2 separate regions of the Homo sapiens genome follow, and region 1 is linked to region 2. Evidence: chromatin contacts called from ENCODE Hi-C or POLR2A ChIA-PET data. All regions are on one chromosome and are shown on one strand. The core of a region is the stretch at or near the end of the contact, and the rest is flanking DNA. Distances in the headings are between cores, read along the strand shown.

The links. A loop is a pair of places that touch in the nucleus more often than their neighbours do. ChIA-PET counts read pairs that join two places held with the same protein, here RNA polymerase II (POLR2A). Pooled maps may share reads with other maps.
Region 1: a map of sigmoid colon shows a loop between it and region 2 (2.6-fold over the local background). The contact joins two enhancer-like sites. A Hi-C loop is called at or near these places in 6 of 168 maps with a recorded cell type or tissue (HepG2, OCI-LY7, Ramos and 3 more), 3 of 37 single-sample maps with no recorded cell type and 9 of 50 pooled maps. POLR2A ChIA-PET finds 5 or more read pairs at or near these places in 1 of 52 experiments (A673).

Annotation. Positions count from the first base shown.
Region 1 is chr12:131,005,296-131,009,335 of GRCh38, reverse strand. ADGRD1 (adhesion G protein-coupled receptor D1) reads right to left here. Exons shown (of 25, transcript NM_198827.5): 12 at 3,289-3,364. Among named protein-coding and RNA genes, the nearest start is that of ADGRD1-AS1, 13 kb to the right of the region's middle. Within about 2 kb of position 1,934, at least 6 of the 41 ENCODE cell types and tissues checked have a DNase peak (open chromatin) inside an H3K27ac peak, as active enhancers do.
Region 2 is chr12:130,919,569-130,923,239 of GRCh38, reverse strand. No RefSeq gene overlaps it. Among named protein-coding and RNA genes, the nearest start is that of ADGRD1, 33 kb to the left of the region's middle. Within about 2 kb of position 2,356, at least 7 of the 41 ENCODE cell types and tissues checked have a DNase peak (open chromatin) inside an H3K27ac peak, as active enhancers do.

The DNA.
Region 1 (4,040 bases), core at 685-3,184, 87 kb before region 2:
ACTTCTTCTCCCTTGCAATCGAAACCACAGCAGCACACAACATCGCTTAGTTCAGGTGTGTCTGACTGCTTCCTCGTGAGGGGCGTGAGGCCATGCATCTGACAGGAGTATGCCACAGGAGGCATGGACGTCTCCCATGACGTGACAGCAAGAGACACGGGCCCACAACGTGTCCCACGTTGATAATGTTGAGTGTGGCCACCTGGCTGCAGGCGTGCGGCAGACATCCCCATCACCAGGCACCCTCCGACCTGGTACAGCTAGGACTCTGCAGGTCGGTGAGGTCCCCCGCCCCGCAACCCTGCTCCCGCTGGTGTGCACATCCACTGATAGCTTCTGCCTGGGTCAGTTACTGCACTGAGGGCTGCAGAACCGTGACCTACTGGTTCCATCGGTGCTCCGTGTCACTCTATAGTGACTAAGGACACACGCTGAGCCGGGTCCACCTCCCCACTCATCTTTCTCGAGCACCCGTGAGTCCCTCACAGCCTGGGGAGAGGCCCTTCCCTCTGTGGGCTGTGGCTTCCATCTTCACAGGAGGACTGGGAGCAGGCCAGTCTCAGCCCCGTCCACCTGGAGGAACCGGCTGTCCCGGTGCTGGCTGAGCCTAGCACGAGCACCCGTAAAAGCTGAACAGTCTCCATCATTGCGGGGCCAGGCAGCGAGTGAGACTCAAAGGATCCTAGGGGTACAAGCAGCCGGGCAAGAAGCAGCTAAGCCCCCACCGGGCCGTGGGTGGTCAGATATCATCCCCTCCGTCATCACAGGAGCCCTGGAATGGTCTGCCTGGGGCTGGCTGTGGAGACAAAAGTTCCTTCCGGCCCAGGCCCCACCCTTTGTGCACTGAGACTCACGTACTGACTTAGACCCTCACCCTCATCCCTGGAGAAGAAATTAAAGGACACTACGGCACCAAAGCATCCTTTCATCCTCACAACACACTGCGGATGTATGAGGATGACAGCACACAATACAAAGACAAAGACGGAGGGAAGTCCCCTGCAGGCTGGCAGGAACCCGGCATATGTGCGCACATAAACGTGCTGCCCGCACGGCAGCTGCACTAACCTGCTTCTCATCGTGCCCAGGATTTGATAATTACCTCAAAGGCAAAATGGCACAAATGCCCAATCAGCTTACAAAATCACAAAAGCAGGCACTTGTATGTCATGTTTAAGAAAACCAAGCCCTACTTACACCATTAACTCATTCAGTCCTCCTGGCAATCCTCAGAAATCAGTGCTATTATTACTCCTGTTTTAAGAGGAGAACACAGGCCTCCAGGCTCAAGTCACTTGCCCAGGGTCACACAGATAAGGAGGGCACCTGTGAACCAAACTCTTTGTCCCCTCCACTTCCGTCCACCTCTTCTGCTACAGGTACAAGGTACACAGGTACAATGTAACAAGTACAGAGACTTTACTGGATGAGCTGTTTGCATGATTTTTTTCCAGGTGAATTTTGATGACAAGGCATCTTTGCACTAAGTGCTGAAGAGAGCTTCACCTGAGCTGAAGATCCAACTTCACTGCAAATGAAAAACATGTTCCATCGCTGCACAGCCAGTTCTGCTTTGGCTTCAGCACGTAAATGTGCTGCTCATGGAACATGTTGTGGGGCTGGTGTCAATGCTGACGAACCAGGGATGACTTGGCTGTCCAATTTCCAGGCCCTCGGTTTGCAGGGGGACGTCAGAGTTAGCTGCATTGTTCTGGGACACAGTGGCCTGCATCCTGGGGCTCCAGTGTCCTGTCTGCAGACACCTGGGTCCGTGAGGACAGCAGAGGGAGAGTGAAGGCTGAGGCCCTGGGGACAGGCGAGACAGACTGTCTTCCATCTGCAAGGCTGTGGGCTCCCCAGAGCAGGCCCCGCCGGCCTCTCCTCTGCCCATCCCTGCCAGCGCTGATCTAATAGAGGGTCTGGCAAAGATCTGCAAACTGCAGCTCTTGGGCTGGCCGCCTGGTTTTGTAAATAAAGCTGTATTGGAAGGCAGCCACTCCCCCATTTCCCCACGTAGTGTCTCTGGCTGCCTTCACCCTGTGAGGGCAGAGTTCTGGAAAGCCAAGCCGATTTACAAGCTGGCCCTTCATGAAAGAGCTGGCTGACACCTGGCTGGAGTCAGATTCTGGTGGTCACAGTGAATTGCCCCTGAAATGTGTGCACCCTGCATCTGGAAGCAATCCTCCCGCCTTTGTGACGTTGTGGGCCGTGGCACGGATGCCGCTTTCCCACGCAGGTTCTCACTGTGGCCGCACAAGACACAGCGACACCTCACAAATGCACGTCTCATATATTTCACAGCAAGGCCAGCTTCCTGGTGGAAACTTCAGCAGGAGGGGCCAAGGAAGGGTCACCTTTTCATTCACTATCTTGGAAAGATCTCCCCAAATAACTGAGATGGCATCTTTTTGAGGAAAATAGATTGCATTTTTCTTTGACCATTTTCCTGAAGAATTTTGGAAATCACACATAAAGAGTGGCAGGCCCCCCACTTTCTTTCATTAGGAGGAAATCGGTAAGCATGCAGGCTTTCCCCAAGAAATCTGACGCAGAAGACGGTGTTTCCTCCAGATCACAAAATTTAGGACTACATTCCTCAGGAAAGAGGCATCCCCTCCCCTCCCTCCTCATTTCCCTCATCCTCCCCAGCCTCGCCGCCCCCCTCATGGTCCCCACCCTCCTTGCTCTCCTTCTGGGTTCTCAGGACCCAAACCCACATGAGGCGATGCTGCAGGAGCCAGCTCTGCTCCTATGGAGGGGCCTGTCTGGAGGACAGCAGAGGCAGGGGGCAGACAGAGCAGGTCTAGACGGCGTCCTCGGGGTCCCCGGGTCCAGCCATGACTGAGGCCCACCTGCTCCTCCCTTTTCAGTCCCCTGAGCCCTCAGTTTCCTGGCCTTCCACTTAAGCTGATGTGAAATGGCTTTGCCCATCTGTGTGTTTGCCCATGACTGACACAGACAGGTCTGTTGTCTTCCATTACACAGCAGTGGAAACTGAGGCTCAGAGAGGTTAAGTCCCTTGCCCAAGGTCACACAGTTCTGTCCAGGCGGGTGGGTAGGGTCTTCTGGCCCGTGCTCCTGACCTCCACTCCACCAGCCTGGCCCCAGCCTTGCAGTTCCCAAGTGGCCTTCAAAACGCTTCACGTTTCCTTGCCCGAGCAGTGAAGCGCCCGGTACTCGTGTCCAGAGTTCTCAGTGTTGTGCGTGTGGGGCGGGCATCCCTGTGGCCAGCCACCCAGCAAACCCACGCACACCCACGCCCCTGAGCTGAGCACCCCCGAGACTCACTTGGTGTGGGCGGGCCAGATGTTGTTCAGGTAGTAGTGCATGCTGTGGTACAGCAGACCCACGACGGTGCTCCAGGCTGCAGAGAGAGCAGAGGGGCAGGCGCTGTCAGCGCTCCAGGCCACAGGCAGGAAAAACACAAAGCCCCACGCCCCGCCATGCATGGTGCTGCCCCTCACTCCTAAGAACCCTCTGGGGAGAAGGAAGTGAAGGACACTCGGGCAGAATTTGCAAGGACAAAGACTCTGCAGCAACTCAGCAGCGTGACGGTGGATCCCTGCTCCATCCCCTGAGCCAGCTCCAGACATGTGGAGGCTGAAACCCCCCAGGGAGGGCCAGGCTCACCCAGGGCATCACACGGTCTCAGAGCCCCTGCAGGGAGAGCCAGGCTCACCCAGGGCATCACACAGTCTCAGAGCCCCTGCAGGGAGACAGCTCCTGCAAGTCAACAGGGGGCAGTGCCAGCCTCCAGCCTTGCCCCACGAGTGCATCCCGTCTGCCCTCCACACGCAGAGGATTTAGGGCAACACTGAGTGAGGCAGAATGCAGGTTTTCAAGGGGGCAGCAGCCACTGGGAAGTCTGTATGCCTTCACCTGGTCACACCTCTATTATAACCAGCCATGAAGCAGGGTCACATGTGCTTTTGCTATTTCACTCCATGGCTCGGCCACGGCTCTGCCAGGATTGGAAATCAGGGCACTCCCAGCAGATCATGCGGCCAGGAGATGCTGGTAGATGTCGGCACCATCCCTGG
Region 2 (3,671 bases), core at 1,107-3,606:
ACTGTGGACCATGGCTGCCGGTCAAGGGATCTGCCTCAGACGCTTTTTCTAAGATCTATTAACCAGCAGGGAGTTTTGGAACTTTATAAGCGCTGCCCCATAATCTTGCTAATGATACAAAATGGTGTTCTGTGAACCTTAAAACATCTATTTTCAACTAGGAAAACAGAACTTTCAACTCAGAAGAAGACTTTTTCTTCTTTCAGCTTGCTTGATAATTTTGCATTCCCTAGTGGTGTTAAATGTTACTTAGATTTATAATAGAAAGCAATTACCAGACAAATTCACCATCTCCAGCTAATATGGTTTCCTTCAAAATGCAATGTTTCTGAAGAAACAGATAAAAGCCAGGCTTAAGTGATCACATTGTGTGAGGCAATTCCTTTTATATCTTTTTAAGAGTGATTACAGACAAATCTGCTTTGCCAAAAAAGCCAACGCCTAGTACACTTGTACTTTATTTTTTTGGCATCCCTAAGTCCCTTATTTTTTTGTAATTAGAGAAATATTTGGTGACCATAACTTCTCTCGCTTGGATGAGGTTATCCCCCTTCCCTTCTTCCTCCCTACCCGGCCCCTCCAAACTGTACAGCTTTTCCCAAAATTCTGTCTGTGGGAAATTCCAGCCTCTGGCCCCTGCAGCTTGCTTTCACTGCCTGTGGTTTATCTTGATCCAAATTGTAGCGTTTCATTCCAAACCCTCCCAGTGCAAAGTAGACTATATTTCAAGTCAAGGTTGCAGCCCAGCGACCCTTAAGGTTGGGTGGTGAATGGAACGTGTGAATCCTAGCTCTGTCACTGCCTAGCTGAAAAAAATCCCTCCACCGCCTGTTAATTGAGTTTTCTCATTCGTAAAGTGGAAAGAATAGTATTTACGCCAAAGGGTAAATTAGCACCCCTAAGGACTGAGTGAGCTTACATCTGCAAAGTTCCTATGCGTAGTAGCCATTCAACAAATATTAGCACCCATCCCTCTCTCCTCAAAGCTCAAGAAAGGACCATATTCTCAGGTTCCCCATCCCCACATATATTTAGCCCTAGGAGCAGATATCAATTACTTTTTTTATCTGTCCAGAAACCAAACATCCTCTCTTCCTGTAAAGGCTTATAGCAGAAGTGGTTGGCACCACCCAATGTCCTTCTGCTTCTATGTCTCTCCCATCATCCCTTATAATTATGTTAGCCTTGTAATGAGTTATGGGAATATGAGCAAAAGTAAAGCATATCATTCATCCCCTCCCCTGCTCTATCCAAGCCAGGGCATTTAAGATGCACTGGAGGTAACTCCCCTCCTTCTTTTCTGCTTGAAGGCAGAGGACTCTGAAATGGAGCCCCAGGTTGGAAGAGCCTGGATCCCTGAGTCACTGCATGGAAGGGAGTACACTCACTAGGAACACCTGCATTAGACTCTGACACAGAAAATGAACTTGTATCAGCTGAAGCCCCTGAAATGTTTGGAGGAATTTGCATGTGGATGGAGTAGGAGGGAACATTTACACCTACTGTGAAAGCTGAAGTGGGTAAAATCCTTCCTTTCCTGACTGATATGGTTTGGATCTGTGTCCCTGCCCAAATCTCACACTGATACGGTTTGGATCTGTGTCCCTGCCCAAATCTCACGTTGAATTGTAATCCCCAGTGTTGGAGGTGGGGCCTGGTGGGAGGTGATTGGATCGTGGGGGTGGCTTATCTTGAATAGTTTAGCACCATCTCCTCCGAGCAGTTTTCATGATAGAGTTCTCATGAGATCTGGTTGTTTAAAAGTATGTGGCATGGACCCCCTTCCTTCTGCTCCCACTTTGCCGTCCTCCATGAGTAAAAGCTCCCTGAGGCCTTCCCAGAAGCAGGTGCTGCCAGGCTCCCTGTAGAGCCTGCAGAGCTGTGAGCCAATTAAACCTCTCTTCTTTGTAAATTACCCTGTCTCAGGTATTTCTTTACAGCAGTGTGAGAACAGACCAATACACCAGCCTTGGCACAGCTGGGAGCAAGCCTGTGACTCAGGCTCTATGCAGATGGCCCTCTCCCCTGGCACTTTGAATCTCCAGCAGCAATGAACAGTCTGTACCTGCATCCTGGCCTCAGCTGTGATTCCTGCTGTCCAGCCTTCTGAAGTGCCCTTGGTTGGTTCCATTTTCCAAGATAGACCCTCTAGCTCCACAATGATGCTGTGAACCCCTGACGTCCTTTCAAAAATTCCCTTTTTGCCTAAGAAAGTCAGAGTGCTTGCAATCGAGAGCCCTGACTAATACACTTGATATCAGTGGAGAAAGAATGTTTACACATACTTCGTACATCCTCGGCCAAGCTGGCCACCCCGATCTCCCCTCCACTAGCTCTGATGCAATGGCTGAAGTGGCCACACCCTTGGCAAGATCTCCATGAACATGTCTTGTGAATTTACGACAATCCAACCAACCAGTCCTGGTCATTCGTTGGCCATAAAATGCACATTGGCAGAGAAGGATCCATGAAGCCAGTGCTGAATTCCAAGAGCAAGCTCAGATTTCTGAGCGTAAGTGATAAAACTTGATTCTGGGAGGAGAAAGGTCAGGATAATGCCTCCTCTGTCTGAGCACATGGACCTCCACTCTGAAGAGAGAAGAACAGGAGAGATGGCCAGAGTGAATGCTCAGGGGACAGAGTTTTGTTCCCTCCATTCAGCCCTGCTGTGGTCTCACCAATGCCTGGGCTCACCAGGCAGTTCACACAACTTCTGGATCTGTTAACTTTCCTCCTACGGTGGCGTCCCTAGATCGGAATGAAAATCTAATGCTGTGGCCGCTGCTGCAGCAAACAAACCCAAACACCGAATGGCTCACACGTGATGGATGTTTCTGTCTCATTCTCACAAGTCCAAAGGGTGCTTCCATGTAGCCAGCAACTGTGTCCTTCACGTGGTGACTCAGGGACCATGGTCCCTTCCATCCGTGGCTCTGTTTGTAATGTGTGGCCATTGAAGCTGCCTTGTTAGTCACCTCAAGCCAGTAGCAGAGAAAGGGAATGGCTGGCCGTGTGGCGGAAATATTTGCGGGTCACGACTGCAAGTGTCACGTACGGCTTCTATTCACATCCCATCGGCCACATCTAACTGTGAGGTGAGGCCAGGACATTCAACCACATGCCCAGAGAGTGAGGTCGTTTGCCCAGGAAGAGGAAATGTGTGGCAAGTGCTGACACTCGGCCACGCAAAGACTCAACTTGGAGGCTGAAAGTGCAGAAAACACCACAAGCAGCCATATTCCAACCCAAATGATCAGGGCAGGTGTGTATTGAAAGAAGGCAGTTCTCTAAATAGGTTTGTGTTTCTGATGACTGCCTGGTCTGCCCCTGGGAACTAAAGTCCAGGACAAGATGATAAAAGTGTGACCCCAATTAACTGCTCCAATTTCAACATGGGAGAATATGATTCCAACATGGAGAAATATGACTTCAACATGGGGGAATATGATTTCAACATGGAGAAATATGACTTCAACATGGAGGAATATGATTTCAACATAGGGAAATATGACTTCAACATGGGGGAATATGATTTCAACATGGGGAAATATGATTTCAACATGGGGAAATATGATTTCAACATGGGGAAATATGATTTAAACATAGGGAAATATGATTTCAACATGAGGGAATGTGATTTCAATGTGAGGAAATATGATTTAAACATGGGG